Regions from separate parts of the Mus musculus genome. Here region 1 is linked to region 2. The links are chromatin loops, found by intact Hi-C in ENCODE. Cell type or tissue: heart. All regions are shown on one strand.

Region 1 (5,000 bases), 150 kb before region 2:
GTGCTTGCATGCTGAGAGACCATTATATACTGAGAGAAAAGACAAAGGAGCCATTGTGTCCACTCTATGAAGAGGAAAGGAGAAGCTGAGAGTTCATGTGATGACATTAGGTTCCACAGCCAAAGGAGAAAAAGCATCAACTAGAATCCCGGCCTCCTGTCTCCTATGCCTCTGTAGGATTTTGGCCTCCTATCTCCTTTGCCTCAGTAAGATCCTGGCCTTCCATCTCCTATGCCTCAGTAGAAACACCCTCAGAGCTCACAGTAGGATCACCCTCAGATCTCACAGTAGGACAACTTTCAGGGCTCACACAGTCAGACCACCCTCAGGGCTCACATAGTAAGATCACCCTCAGAGCTCACACATGTAGGACCACCCTTAGAGCTCACACAGTAGGACCACTCTTAGAGCTTACACAGTAGGATCACCATCAGAGCTTGCAGTAGGACCACCCTCAGAGCTCATAGTAGGACCACCCTCAGAGCTCAGGGAACACCCAATTCTACTTTCATGAACAGAGGGAAGTTTAAAGCAAGGGCATTTCTTCACACTACTAAGAGGGCTGAAATCTAGATGGACCATCACAAGTATTGTTGAGTAGAGGAGAGATTAGAACCCTTATGGCATGCTGGTGGGAATGTAAATGGTGTGTCTGTTTTGGAAGTAGCCCAGGAGTTTCTTAAACATTAAAATATAATCCCTCTTCTAGGTTTGCACCTGGGAGAAATGAAGCCATGTTCTCACAGAAAGGATTCATGCATGTTCATAGAAACATTACTCATAATTCCAAAGTGGAATCGCTAGATAGCTGTCAATAGATGGATAGATAAATAACGTGGTACATTCAAGCGATGCAGAATTTGCCATCAATTGAAAGAAATGTGGATGTATGCTACAATACTGCGCTACAAATAACAAACATCTACAAGAGCCAGTAATGGTCTGCAACGGGGAGGTGTTCAAAAGGCCCACCTCTGTCTGACGAAGACATTGTCTGCAGTGCTGTAACCACTTGTGAGTTATCCATGTTCCTATAAGGTAGCTCATCCTCTGTCTCCTGTCTCCAGCGCCAATGAAACGCTTTGGTTCGTCAAGCTAGACTTGGGCAGAACTATTTCTTGTGTCTATCCTTGGCTCTTTATCGGAGTGAGTAGCTATTTGTTCATCTCTCCCAGGAAAAATAAACACAAAAGGGATATTAAAAAGGTGGGACTGGTTCCACAGTGACACCCAACAGATTCTGGGAATACACCCTTACAGTGTCCTCCACACGCATCCCCCTTTTGGGGCTTCCCAATTCCTGGGATTCTTGGTGGCGATAAGTGTGTCTTGGATAAACCTCTTTGGCTATGACATTGCTATTACACAAAGCTCCACCCCTGGGTTCTTCTCCTTTTCTTTTCTCCCTTTTCCTTAGAGAAAGTTCCTTTTCCTCCTGTTTTGTGATGTGTGTCCTTCTTGTCCCCAGTTCTGATCTTTGGGAACCACTTCATAGAAGAAGAAGTATTTGAGCTAGGGCTATACATGTATGTAAGAGTGTGACTATCATGTCACCTACAATATTACATTGATGCTACACATGTCTTTCCACCTGTGGCAGTGTACTTTGGGAGAAAAGAATTTTGTCTATTATATCTCCAAGTCTCCCAGGGAACTGAGACATGAAAGAACCCCCACCAAACCCATCTCTTCGTTGGATGAGACACCATTTACTTCATGTGGTCCCTGGCATAGTCTAGACTTAACAGTGCTTGCCTGACACAAAACATACAGCAAGGACACTTTTTTTTTCTTTTTTTGTCTTAGCGACTTACAAGCTGTGCGGAACGGGATTCCAAACTTCGCTTGGATGTTGTTCACTAACACAATCTGGCCTGTTCTCCTGGAGATCATGTTGGGAAGCAGAACTGGAAAATACAAAGAGTCCCAGAGAGAAATCTGAGATTGGCAGGCCATAGAGGCAGATCCCCACCCCACCCCCACTGTTACCCATGGTTCTGCTACCTTGTCGTCATCACCTATTAGACTGCAAGGGACAGAGACAGAGGTGGTCCCAGGAAGTCATTTGATCCAGTGTTTCCAAGAGAGACCAATTGGCTGGCACATTGCTGGGTAGTTTAAAATAAGCCACTTGATAAGTGATACAGAATTTGATAGTAGGTAAGCTCTCTCTCTCTCTTTCTCTTTCTCTCTCTCTCTCTCTCTCTCTCTCTCTCTCTCTCTGTGTATGTGTGTGTGTACCTGTGTGTGTTTACTTGTGCACTCACGATGGAGGCCAGAGGTTGACTTCAGGTGTCATTGACTCTTTTTATTGTTTGAGTCAGGGTCTGATCCATCATTGAACCTGAATCTTGCCATTTCCACTAGACTGGCTAGCCAACAAGCTCCTGGGATCCTCTGATCTGCCTTAGAGCTGAGCTTACAGTCATGTGTCACCGTACTCAGCTTTTACGTGGTGCTGGGAATCTGGTCCTCTTGCTTTCAGAGGACCAGCACTTTATCTGTCTCCCAGCCCCGTCTTCTTCATTTCTGAAGACAGAACCTTTGGCTGATTATCATGCTTACAGAAGAACAGCTCGAAGGCTTATGTAGTAAAGCACAGGCAAAAGCTGAAGCCAGTGGTCCAGAGAGACAGATTGACCAGGGAGCTGTGGACTGGGTACAAAGAGAAAAGTATTGGGTGGAGTGTGGGTGAAGAGCAGAGTTTCATAATAAAGTGAGAATATAGCAGTAAGACACTTCCTTTTGTGACCAACATTTACAGTGGGGACCTGAAAGCTTTCAGTACTCGAATTAAGAGCTTTCTTGGGTCTGTCCAGAACCAGATGGCCACGTGGTGGCACCACAGGTCTTCCCATAGAATCTAGTGGTTCACAGACCCGGAGGAAAAATGAAACTCACAGGACCTTTGGTTAAAGTGATGGGTCCGAAGTAGTTGGCATCCATGATCTTTTTGTCAAGCTCCAGGGAAATCTTGTGGGCAGGCCCCTTCACTTTCACGCTGGCATTGTTGATGAGGATGTCCACACAGCCGTAGCAGTCCAGGACCTCTTTGGCCACATCTTGAACACAGCTAATGTCTGAGAGATCCAGGAGGACCAGCTTGGGGGTGAATGTCTGTTGGAGCAAGGAGAGAGTCAAGACATGTTTGGGATTACATCCTTGGCGATGTTGGGGGACCTCAATCAAACAGCTACCCTGCTGAGAATTCAAAGTCATCGAATAAGTAGAAAAACAAACCAAGACAACCGGGAAGATGTAAAACAACTCTGAGTTGAAGGAGATGGCTGGAGAATCTTGGTTTGGAGACCAGGCCAGCAATTAAGGGTGAATATACAGTTGTTTGAACTTGCAGCCAGGACTCCTCAGCCGATAAGACCATTCTTGACAACTAGGTGACTCTTTGGAGACTACGAACTGATTCTAGTACTGGCATCATAACTCTGAGTACTACTGGTTTCTTTTGGAAATTGCTTACCAATTTGTTTTATAATAAGGCAACAAGAAAATCCAGCACGGCCGTTGGCAGGCATCCTTTGTTTTGGATCAAAATCGTGTATTCCATAGAGCGCTTCTGAAGCATCAATTATGTACTGGGAGCTGTACTCAGCTCTGGACACGTGCTGTCCTCAAGGTGTTACTGGTTTAGAAGTAAGGATGGGGGCAGGGCTTGGTAGTATCCTGGAGTCAAGGCAACTTGTGGCAAATGCTAGTTCTGATATACACCCTCGAAGAGAAGGTTCCCACTGAGGGTCACATATGTTTGGGAAATAGTCATCGATTTTTAAGTTCTTTGGGGGAAATACATACTAGCATATCAAAGGCTCTGAACAGTCCAGCAGTAAAGAAACTGAGACAAGCTGGACTGGAAGCCAGCATTTCCCACACAACTTGGTTTTTACCCCAAACCTAATAACATCCCAAGAAAGGCTCCATGTAGTATTCTGTGTGTTTGTGGTTAATCTGTCTCCTCATGTGCCAGGGTTGACTCTGAATTCTTTTGAGCTGTTTGCAAACACCAACTTCAATCTCAGGAGCAAGGAATTTCTTTTCTTTCCAATTTAAATCCCAAAGAGCGCTGAAGGCAACTCCTCTAACCTGGATAGCTTACGAGGGGCTTCCTTGACTTCTTCCTTGCAATTATGCCTTGTGTTGTTTGTTTGTCTTTTTCCTTGTCTTTGTCTTTATCTTTGTTTTGTTTTGTTTTGTTTTGTTTTGTTTTGTTTTGTTTTGTTTTGTTTTCCAAGACAGGGTTTCTCTGCATAGCCCTGGCTGACCTGGAACTCACTTTGTAGACCAGGCTGGCCTCAAAGTCAGAAATCCGCCTGCTTCTGCCTCCCGAGCGCTGGGATTAAAGGCATGCGCCACCACGCCCGGCGTTTGTTTGTCTTAATGTCACCTCTACTTGTAGTCTCAACCCACTTCTGGGACACCACTATCTGTGTTATTTATAAGTCTGGCTAACACAGACGTGGGGGATCAGTGCCCAAGCTTCACCCTGACAAGTGATCAAAACAAGCCTTTTGCTGGGCAAACAGGCCTCTGTCAGGGTCTGTGCCATCACCGTCACCTCTGATTTCTCCAAAGCCACTGTCACATTTCCCTGTAACTGTCCCTAACAATGACGAGGATCAGGGTATCCAGAGGTTCCTCAGGCTGTCTGGAGAGAGTCTTACCTTGCTGGGGTCAGCCACACTGGTCAAGGTGGCATAGAGGCTCTCCAGTCCCTCCCAGTTCTTTCCACACAGCACCAGCCTTGCCCCACCTGCATGGAACACCCGAGCACACTCTGTGGAGGAGAGAGAAGGGAGGCAGGGTTTACCTTGTGAATGGAGCTGTAGAAAGGAGTTCCTGTCTTAGGGACTCCTGATGTCACATCTATCACCATGAGCCTCTCCTCCTAGAGGAGTCATTTCATTTGATCCCCTCCTCAGGCTAGATGTTTTAGGGGTGCTGAGGATAGAACCCCTACCTTGCTTGTGTTACTCGAGTGCTCCAGC
Region 2 (5,000 bases):
AACCCTGTCTGCACTCAACTTCCAGAACACGAGTTCAAGGCCACTCGTAGCAATGCCGAGAAGGCTTAGAGCTCAGACTTCTTTACTAAAAGCAATTCTAGTCTCCTGCCTCCGTCCCAGCACTGAAGGGGATGACTGTCCATTTTCTTTGCATTCCACGTCAATGTGAATAGAAACCACACAGATTCCCTGGGACTGCTGGAATGATCTAGAAAAGGAAAGTCCTGTCTGAGATGCCACACTCAACACCATACCTCGAGGCTTCACCGAGAAAGGCCCTTGCCACCCTTCTGGGCGCATGTTCCTGTTGGGGTCGCAGTGAAGGGCACCCGAGGCGGTACCTACCCAAAAGTAGTCACAGTAGCTCCACTCGGTGGGCTTGAGCAGCTGTTGCTCAGGCATCGTGTCCGGGTGAGGGAATGTCACACAGTTGATCTGCAGGGTACAGAATTGGGAAAAGAACGCTGTCAGTGCAGGGTCAACTTGCACAGAGCACAGAGGAGGCCTCCCCACAGACATTCTGGTGGGATGTACGCAGCAATCTTCCCATGATCCAGCAGCCAGTGACTACTTCAAGTAAGTGGCAACAGGCCCTCCTTCCCACCCATTCTAGGGGCTACAAAGAGGGGAACCTCTCTTGTGTGAGTTTAGTAGGATCTATCGCAGTTGTGAACGCCTAGATCCTTTGACTGAGAGACTAGGTTGCAGATCTATCTGCCCATGTGTGCAGGGACATGGGTGCCTGATTTCCACCACACACTATCTATGGCAGTAAAAGGCTCGTCCAGAAGACTGGCACTTTCCAACAGAGAGAAGTTTGTAACTAAGAATGAGATGAGACAGGTGGTGGTTCCCAGCACCTGGGAGGCTGAGGAATTCAAGGCCATCCTGGGCTAGACAAAGAGACCCTGCATGATACACAAAAGACACCTGTAGAGGCTGCATGGAAGATACATGTATGTATATATGAGTGGAGGCAGACATCAGACTGTTTAGGGAAACAGCACCTATTGGGAGGTGGAGGGAGGGGAAAGAGGATCAGAAAGCACGGGAAGAAGTATTGTTCCATCCAGCCAAGTTTGTGTTACTTCCAAGCTGTCCACACCTTGTGGGCGTGGCTTTACTGCTGCTCTTACTGCTGTGGCTTCAACTCCCCACCCCCTACCCCAAGGCATCTCCCTTCAACCTCTCCTCACGGACCAGGCATCTGCCAATGTGCTGAAAGGAAGAGCCAAGGAGGAACCCCCAGGGGTTGGGGGATTGTTCTCAAGCTCTCACCTAGGAGGGGCATGCAAACAGCCAGTACCCCTGGAACACAGAATCTACAACTAGGGTGGGAGGGAAACAGCCTGTGCCATGAGCAGGGTCTATGGGCTGTGGACATATATCTCATGGGCGGATTAAGATCCCTGTCCTGTGTCACCAGACTCTGAGCTCAGGGTTTGTGTGTCAACCATCTTGAGTTCTGAGTGACAGCAATTAATTCAGGGTTAAAAACCAAAGGAGACAGACACCCCCCCCCCAACCCACCAACAACAACCAAGCAAAGTCAAAACACTATGTGCAACCAGCAGACTCCTATGTCAGCTGAATCGCACTTGGGGTCTCTGACTTAAGGGCAGGAGAACATCTGGCATCGAACTGGTTAGTGAGATAGTAGCTCAAGGGAATCAGGCAGAGAGTGATAGAGAAAGATGTGTCTTCCTCTGGTCTCCACATGCATTCAGGTATGTACATACAACTGTGCACGCACAACCACATGTAAATTAATAACTAACTAATGGAAGCCATAGACTTAAGACGCTATTGCCCTTCAGTATCTGGGGGTTAGAGGGGTAGGCAATGGTTTCAAGCCCCACGTGGATGGCAGAGTTTATAGATGCCAAGGCTTCCTTATGTAAAAGGGTACAGTATTTGCATATTACAAATAGTCACCCTCTGACCAGCTCTAGATTTATAATACTTAATTTGGGTACAGACACAATTTTCAGTGTGTAGTTGGTGGGGTCCCCAGCTAGGTGAATTCACAGGCCTGGACCTGGTATGTAGTGGCCACAGTACTCAAAGGCGGGCATGACTGATTTCTAAGGCACCTCATCGCCTGGGAGGGGTTGTTAGGACAGATGGGTGGGTCCTAGCCCGAGTGTGTGGTCAGAGGCTCTGGGTGAGGCCTGGGTGACTACTGGTGAGAAGCAGCGCTCCCAAGCCAGGCTGCAGGGGAGGAGTGATACCCAAGGAAGGTCTGCACCCACCCGTGGAAGACAGAATAATGAGCAAGCCCCAGGGTCTCAGAGCCTTCTCAACAGATGCCTACAGCAGGGACGAGAAGGTTTGGGGGTCTAGAAGGTGAAGGCCCCTTGTATGGCCCTGGAAGAGCCACGGGAAGATGGCCACAGGGCAGGAGTGAGGGTGGGAAGTGGGAGAAGCTGCCAACTCTTGATGCCCCTGTAACTCTCAGGATGCCCTGGTGAGGAGCTCTGGGGTACGGGGTTACTGTCTCTGTCACTTCTGGTTTGTGTTAGTTCAAAGGGGCTTCCCAGAGACGTCAGAGCCCTTCTCCCCCTGGTGGTCATGTAGAGAAGTGCATAACACTGAGGAAGTCAGATCACAGAGTGTTTAAATTCAGGTCAGGCTGGCAGCAGAGCTAAATGTTTGCCAGATAGCCCCTCCATGGTATGTGCTACCCTGGGATTCCCTACTATGCCGTGTCTCCCAAGCACCCTGCACACATATGTCGGTGTTGCTACTTCTGATGGCGTTTTCACACTCCCTTCCTTCCTGACAGCCCGTCTATGAGGGCAGGTGGAGAGGCAGAGAGCATCCTTCCCCAGGGTTTTCCTAGCTTCTGCCACAGCAGGCAAACAGTGGAGACCCAACAAATCGTCATTCTAGCAATGACTGGGTACTAGGTCTGCAGTGCAGCATCTGCTCTCAAGAGCCTGATAATTAAGGGATGATGGTTCTTGGGATACAATTCTCATTAGGGTAGGCACGGGATGCTGAGGCCACAGGAAGGGCTGGGGATGCTGAGACCACTCTTAGATGAAATAGTGCTTGAGGAGGCAGGCAAGCTAGGCAGAGGTAAGAATGTTCCAGAAAGGAAAGGGGCCTGCGTGTGTGTGCATGTGCATGTTTATGGGCACATGTGTGTGTTTGTGTGTGTGCAAATGCGAGTACTTCTGTGTGTGTGTGTGTGTCTGTGTGAGTGCATGTGTATTCACACATATGCATGCTGAGTTTGGCTCAGAAGCAAGAGGGGCCTTGCGGAAGCAGTTAAGTACAACGTGCCCTCTGCGTGAGTGCCCAGCCCCAAGTGGTGGAGACTGCACAGGATGGCAGACCACGACGGTGGCCCCAGGAGGGAACGCCTCAGGACTGCCCTCGACCCCACAAGTCAACAGTGGCAAGTCTGAGAGCATGAGAAGCCAAGCCTGACTATAGGTGTGTCCCCACACTGGGGAATGGGGGAGGGGAGATGAATGCATCTGGAGGGAGGGAGAGTCCACAGCAGTGGAGGGAACCTTGAGGGCAGTGAAATGAAGTCACCCCCAGGAAGCAATCAGGGCAGAAATGTCCATCTGCGAAAATGGCGCAGACCTGCACAGGGCAGGGAACTGAGGCACAGAGGCTGACAGGCCAGTCACAAGTGGTCCAAGTCCTCATGCTGACTCTGCCCCTCTGACCTTCAGGCCTCATAGCCAGGCTCCTGTGTCGCCAAACCACAAGGCTCCATTAGCAGGACTGCGGTGCTCAGGCAGGAAGAGGAAGTGGGACATGTCCTTCCCCGATACTTCCATGGGTAGATTCCTTCCCTCTCCTGGTGATTTCCAGGCAACTTATAGGAATGCACAGCTGCACCCCTGGGGAAAGGTGTGTCTTCTCTGAAAGCCTTGGGAACAATGAGGGCCTCCGACCCTCCTGGCCGTACACAGTAGACAGCCCAGGGATCTGTTTTATGCTCAGCATGAGCTAATCATGCCCCAGGTGCTTACCATGGGTGAACTCACGGACTCCTCATAACAGCCATGGAAGGCACTGAGCACAGAGAGGTTAAGTGACCTAACACAGAATGCTCAGCTCGTATGTAATAGTGGAGCTATGGCTTGAATCTAGACTAGGACTCTGGGTCTAGACTAGGATCCTAAACCCTGTCCCACATGACTTGTCCTATACCCTGGGGCAAAGTGTAGGTAGGCCCTACTCATGGCCAAGGCAGGGCTAAGCAGGAAGCAGAACGGGGGGGGGGGGGGTGCCTGTCTCTCTGTGTATGTGTGTGTATGTGTCTGTGTATGTATATGTGTGTGTGTATATATGTGTGTGTGTGTCTGTGTATGTGTGTATATGTGTGTGTGTATGTGTGTGTGTGCATGTGTGTGTGTGTAGGTGGGTGGTATGGCCCCTCCCACCAACTCCTCTGGGGATCCTTTGCCTCACCCACAGACATGTGGGAAAACACCTTACCCCTATAGCTGGGATGCTTCCTCTGCAGTGGATGCTCAGTTGAGACATTCTGCAGGATCATGAGGACTGCTCCCAGACACTCTTCGAGGCACAAAGGGAGCAACGGCAGCTGATGAGGCACCTAGCTAGGCCACCCACGTGTGACCCACCCACAGGGCCCGACGTGGGAAGCTGGGGCAGCGATGCCTGTGTCCCAGGGGAGGGCTTTAGTCAGTGTCTTTACAGCCTGCAGAGTTACATGGTTTGGGAACTCCGGCTGCAGCTAAGTACTCCGTGTGCCTTTCTCTGGCTTGGTAAGTGAGAAGATAGGAGAGGCCCCCACATGGCTCTCCTCCAGCCACTTGCTCCCTCCCAGGATGCCATGCCTCCAGACCGGTTACACTGCGCATCCAAATGAAGGGCCACAAGGTCCTCTAATTCCTCTGTCCTGTGCCTGGTGCTCTCCCTGTCACTGTTGCTCGAATCCCCTACAACCTGATGTGTCAAGTTTGTGCCGAGGGCAGTGAGCAGCCATTAGTGTCTGTCACTCTCAATCAGAC

Evidence for each region. Peaks named below come from ENCODE experiments on the same cell type or tissue, not always from the same donor. Only the 100,000 strongest peaks of a DNase experiment are listed, where the experiment ranks them.
Region 1: it touches region 2 in a loop (8-fold over the local background); 3 of 42 quality-filtered maps call a loop at or near these places.

What each region holds. Positions count from the first base shown.
Region 1 is chr11:67,809,572-67,814,571 of GRCm38, reverse strand. Dhrs7c (dehydrogenase/reductase (SDR family) member 7C) reads right to left here. Exons shown (of 7, transcript NM_001013013.2): 3 at 4,677-4,789; 4 at 2,907-3,117; 5 at 1,815-1,907. Among named protein-coding and RNA genes, the nearest start is that of Dhrs7c, 14 kb to the right of the region's middle. In heart, a CTCF peak has its summit at 2,835 (motif pointing right); no DNase peak of the experiment used is centred here; H3K27me3 peaks cover 321 bases.
Region 2 is chr11:67,655,454-67,660,453 of GRCm38, reverse strand. Gas7 (growth arrest specific 7) reads right to left here. Exons shown (of 14, transcript NM_001109657.3): 6 at 346-435. Among named protein-coding and RNA genes, the nearest start is that of Rcvrn, 37 kb to the left of the region's middle. In heart, a CTCF peak has its summit at 2,573 (motif pointing left); no DNase peak of the experiment used is centred here; H3K27ac peaks cover 566 bases.